2 separate regions of the Homo sapiens genome follow, and region 1 is linked to region 2. A link is a contact called in ENCODE Hi-C or POLR2A ChIA-PET data. All regions are on one chromosome and are shown on one strand. The core of a region is the stretch at or near the end of the contact, and the rest is flanking DNA. Distances in the headings are between cores, read along the strand shown. Region 1 overlaps GMDS (GDP-mannose 4,6-dehydratase). Region 2 overlaps GMDS (GDP-mannose 4,6-dehydratase).

What was found. Hi-C counts contacts between places; a loop is a spot of excess contacts on that map. ChIA-PET counts read pairs that join two places held with the same protein, here RNA polymerase II (POLR2A). Pooled maps may share reads with other maps.
Region 1: a loop to region 2 is called in a map of cardiac septum, with 2.3 times the contacts of the local background. The contact joins two enhancer-like sites. A Hi-C loop is called at or near these places in 3 of 168 maps with a recorded cell type or tissue (cardiac septum, endothelial cell of umbilical vein and heart left ventricle) and 2 of 50 pooled maps. POLR2A ChIA-PET finds 5 or more read pairs at or near these places in 1 of 52 experiments (PC-9).

What each region holds. Positions count from the first base shown.
Region 1 is chr6:2,027,241-2,030,047 of GRCh38, forward strand. All of the region lies in intron 4 of GMDS (GDP-mannose 4,6-dehydratase), which reads right to left. Among named protein-coding and RNA genes, the nearest start is that of GMDS, 220 kb to the right of the region's middle. Within about 2 kb of position 1,476, at least 2 of the 41 ENCODE cell types and tissues checked have a DNase peak (open chromatin) inside an H3K27ac peak, as active enhancers do; they include endothelial cell of umbilical vein, where a contact is called at or near this core.
Region 2 is chr6:1,831,780-1,834,479 of GRCh38, forward strand. All of the region lies in intron 7 of GMDS (GDP-mannose 4,6-dehydratase), which reads right to left. Among named protein-coding and RNA genes, the nearest start is that of FOXC1, 220 kb to the left of the region's middle. Within about 2 kb of position 1,277, at least 7 of the 41 ENCODE cell types and tissues checked have a DNase peak (open chromatin) inside an H3K27ac peak, as active enhancers do; they include endothelial cell of umbilical vein, where a contact is called at or near this core.

The DNA of each region.
Region 1 (2,807 bases), core at 226-2,725, 200 kb after region 2:
ATTTTGGGCAAGGACATTCTCTGTGTGAGACTGGCTGCATGGGCAGAACAAGTGAAGGTAATGGGAGAAAAAAGGCAGCCAGATATAGAGAGATTCACAGGTAGAAAGCTCTGCAACCCAGGGCTTAATTAATATTTTCTTTTCCTTTGAGTTTAGCATGCTCAGAAAGGGGCTAAGGTGATTTTATTTTAAAGCAGGGAATTTGAAAGATTTTTATTTGAATATATAAAATATGCAGAGATGGAGGGAGAAATTCTTGCAAGTCCAGGAGAAAAGTGTTAGGGTTTGGAATAGGAAGAGAAATCATCAACATAATGATAAGCATATTTGGCAGGAGTGAGAAACAACAGCAGAACTTACTGCTCTATGAACATGGCAGCTAAAGGCAAGGAAGATTCTTCCAGAAACAAATGTAAGGAAATAGCAGAGTACAAGACAGTTATTAGAAAACAGGGTAAATAGCATGTAATAATACAGACACAGCAAGAAGCCATAAATTTACATTTCATAAAGTTTATGAAAAGTTTTTATTAAAAATATATTTTTAACGGAAAGTAAAAACTTCACAAAATGATCTGCAAAATTTGAACATGTACAGTAGAAGAAAATGGAGGTTTTGTCATATTAATCAAATTGGCTTTCTATCATGATACAATATATAAACTCATTGCCACTGCAGAGTCCTGTTCTTCTACACTTTTGGACTCTTAAAAAAATTCTAGTGTCTATAGTTCTTTGAACAAAGGTTTAAAAAAAGCTTCAAAACTTTAAAGAAAAACAGAACTCTTGGCGAAAGCTACTATTAAAGGGCCCGCCTTAAAAAAATCTAGCTTGTAAAACAATATCTTACATATTTCAATGAATTCTGATTTAGATCTCCATTTTAGCTTCTTTGAACAAACATCTTTATGTGTAAAATGAATACTTTTGTTCACACAAACAGCGCCTCATTCCATTTAGTTTAATTCATAAGACTGCTTAGCATATGACATTGATATAAACTCACCTTATAAGATTAAAAGAAGCACAGACAAGTTCACTTAAGTTAAATATGTTTTAAGTTTCTCTAAGTGAAGAAAAGCTAAACACATTTTTAAACCCTAAATCATTTAGCTTCTGCAATTATCTCATCTACCAGAACTCTAAAATCAATTTGACTGGACTTTCATTTATGCTTTATAATAGGAAAAAATGACACATTTCCAAATTTAATTAACCAAAACAAAAATTCTTAGGACACCCCATGTAATTCTGAGTGGACTAAACAATACATCTTCGTCGCTCAGGACAAAAGGTCATTTGGAAGGGATGTACCTTTAAGGGTTTACAAAGGCTTGATCTTCAGTCTTGTAACGAAAGAGGAAGCACATCTCAGCAGAGGAAGGATGCCCACTTTAAATAAGGAAATGGGCTTGCAGGATGCACACATGCTGCTTTCTATTAATGATAAGCACAGTCTACAAAAAGAGCCTCAGAATGCTTTAACTTTCATGTAGAATACCTGCAGAGAATGTCTAACATAAACAAAACGACAAGTAATGTGTCCACTCACCGTTTTATGAAATGATTTATGTGTTCATAATAGAGGCTAGTAAATACTAACGACTATATTCCAGTTAACAGCTGTAATTACTGGTGTGATGATTGTATGCCAGGATCCATGCCAATAATGTTTTGGGAGCAAAGCATACTTTAGGGGTTTATGAGGATGATTATACAAGATAGATGGCTCTGCTGGGTGATTTTTTTTCTTTCTTTCTTTTTTTTTTAACCAGAGGGAATGAGATGGCAGAAATTAAGACCTTTACCATACCTTTTTTAAAAAATAGATAATTATATATGTTTAAGAACTGGAAAGCATTTTGTTAAAGTTTAATCTCTTTCAAGACAGAAAGTAAATCCAATCAAAATCCCAGCAAATATTAATCTAAATTTAATTGTGGACATCACCTTTTGGCTTCTTCCATCTCTGCCTGTGTCTGTGTGTGTCTGTCTCTCACACACATATATTTACACACACACCCTAACCAGATATTTTGCAACTACATTAAAATAAATCATAACCTTTATTTAATTACTCAGCAGGTGACTGTCCGGTTTGTCAACCTGCCCTGTCTCTGACTCCCCTCAAATTCCTTCTCACCACCTATCAGTAATCCTTGGGGCATTCTGCTATTTCTTAACACCTCAACTAAGAGATATTAAAAGCAGATAAATTATCTACCTGGCAAAAATTTACTGCAAATTGTCCAGGGTATTGGTAATTTCCCAGAATTATGTCTGCATTGACAGGACAGTTTTGCCAACTGCACCTGCAGTCCAGCCCAACCTCTCCTCCCAGTATAAGTGGCAAACTTAAAAAGGCTGGAAACACTTTGCTCATTTTACAAGACTTGTGTCAGGCATCACTTCTATTATGAAATAATCTTGAATTGTGTTCTGGAGGGATCTGGGGCCAACCCCATGCTGGATCACATAAGTCTTACTAAGTGTATGCTTGGATTCCATGTGTCACCCCAAAAGAAAAGCTTATCTTTAACAAATTTATTTAAAATTTTGACATCAAAATATTCCAAAGAAATATTTTGAAGAAGGTACTTTAATTTAAATATAAATTTAAATTTTGTGTCATTTTGAATTATATATTGGGGTGTACAGGAGCAGCATGTAATACTATCTTCTGTGCTGGGGGCCTCCTAAGGATTTTACTCGGTCCTAGTCAAACCTCTACAATAAAAACAGATAGCATGCATTACATCCAACTCGTGAACTGCCTTTCTCCCAGTGATATGAAGACAGTCCAGAGA
Region 2 (2,700 bases), core at 27-2,526:
TTCAATCCCTGGTAGCCTAGTTCCAGCCCACAGTCACCATCTCTCACCAGGTCTCTACACAGCCAATGCACAAAGGCCAAAGAGGAGTTTCAGCCACTTTTACCCTCCCCATAAGAATTTTTGTAAATACATAATTCCAAGGAAATTTCTGTCTGGTCACAGTTGGTTTGTTTTTAGAACAAAAAACCATAAGGTGGTTGATAACGTCTTCAGAAATTTAATAAATATATAAAAACTACCATCTTACGTGGTTTGATTAGCACTAAGTGAAGGTAGGGTACAGAATTAAAATCTCTTTAGAACAGTGGCTCATGTCTATAATCCTAGCACTCTGGGAGGCCAAGGTGGGAGGATCACTTGAGCAACTTGCTATATTGCCCAGGCTGGTCTCGAAGTTGTTCAGGAGTTTGAGACCAGCCTGGGCAATATAACAAGACCCCATCTCTACAAAAAATAAGAAAATTAGCCAGGTGTGGTGTCATGTGCCTGTAGTCCCAGCTACTAGGGAGGCTGAGTCTGGAAGCTCCTCGAACCCACCAGGAGTTTGAGGTTGCAGTGAGTTATGATTGAGCCACTGCACTCTAGCCTGGGGGACGGAGTGAGACTCTCTATACCCCTACAAAAAAAACAATCCAAAACTCCTTAGAGATTAATTTTTATTTGTAGCATTTGACTCTGTGACTGGAGTGATGGCTTTTATTTTTTTTATGTGTGTTGGAGAGCATGTAAATGCACTGACAGCCAGTCACAGCATGATCACCTACTTTTGTGCCCATTACACAAGCAGTAACTTGGCTGTTCCGGACTCACTGGATGTTCAGGATGAAGAAGTGGAGAAGTGGAAAAGGACAGGTAAAGGTAAGCCAGAGCCAAAGACTCCTTGGTCTTAAAAATAGTCCACCACATGCATTGTTAGCTTGACTGCAAAGCTCTTTTCAGTGAGAAAAGAATGAACAAAGTGAGGCCGACACATTTCAGAAAGCATATCTGCAAACTGCCTATAAGGCAAAAGCGAACTTTTCATTTTCTGTCTCGTAAGTTCTGTCTTTGCCTGCCACAGACCTGATGAGCTTCAGCGGAAAAGTCAGCATGAACATGTGAAGCACACGATGAACTTTATCAGGCTGCGTCTCTGTGGCCACTTTCCAGATCACATATTTACCCAGTAAAAACATTCAGGCCACACGAGGAAGGAAGTCTTCGGCTACTGAAGATCATTAGTAGCACTGAGTGCAACCACTGTCAGTTTTGTGGGGTTGGCCTCTGATCACTCACACAAAGGACGGAAAATTGCTGGCGCCGCTGGACCTGTGCCCAGCTCACCCGGCAGTGGAGCGTATGAAAGCCTTTTTTTTTTTTTTTTTTTTTTTAAACTAATGCACTGGAAGGGGGCAAAGGGTGGCATGGACCCTCAGGCACATTAATCAGCAGGGGAATTGGCCAAATGTCGTCTCCCGCTGGGCTTCAATGCCAAAACTACACGTGTCAGTGACTTCCAGAGAAGGGGAGGCCCCAGAACAACACTGGACACATCAAATGTCCTCCCTTCCTTCATATGGAAAGCTCATCTCGGAGGTGTCAGGATAAAACATGAGAACAGCATCTGTCCTCAGAGACCAAGCAGAGTGATTCACTATTTCATGGCACAATGAGGGGAGGAGGACGCTGTAATAAAAACTTTATAAGGTGAAATCTAAATCCTGAATGCAGCACACATTTTTAAAACTTTTTTTTTTTGCCTTTTCTTCCTTTCCCTTCTCCTCCCCTTCCTGAGGGAACATAACACAAGGTAATTAAATTGTAAATTACTTGAGAGAGAAATGTTTAGACTCATGACAAGTCTTTGTGCAGAAAACAAAACTTCACACCCCACACATATTTTGGATGACCTAATTCTTCCAGCGAAGTTTAAAACTATAACCAAGGTTGTTTAAAAAACCATTTTCACATGGAAGGGCAGTGGGTTGAAAGATCCTCATTATTCAAGAGAAGGGAAATTTATGAAGGCAGAAATTAATACCAAACCCAAACTGCTCATTAAACAAACAAAGTAAATTAAGAAGTTGTTGGTTAGGTTTTCTCTATTTCTAGTCAATATCTAAATGAGAAACATGCTCTCCTTAAAATCACAATGCATATATCGCATCAAATCCATAGAACAACTCTAATATTCTTACTCACTCAAAAATGAAGACATGTATATACAAACATAACTGAATCACAAAGTCAGAGCTTAGGTTCTGGTTAAAATTTACAAAAAAATTAAATAGAAATTATTAAGAATTAGCACCTTAAAATCTAGTAGTTAAAGTTCAATCCTGGTAGGTTACGGATTTGCAGGTTAAAATGCTTGGCATGCTTTGAAATTAAAACAGATGATATTAATTTCATCAATTATCAAGAAAATAAAAGCTATTCTATAAGGATTCATTAAATGTCCATTGAAGATTTAAAAATATTTAAATCTAAAAGAGATTCCATTTAAAATGTTCTCAGTGGTGGGGGAAAAATGCTGGGCTATTTTAAGGCACTAATTTCCATCTGGTAGAACAGATCCAGACCTACAATGTTGCATTTCCCTGAGCAATTGCTCTGAGGGCCTGGAGGTTACCAAATGTCAGAGGCACCATGATACATCATCTGTCTGTTGGCTCCAGTTGGGATCCATCTTTTCTTAGCGCTTGACATCTATGGGGAGAG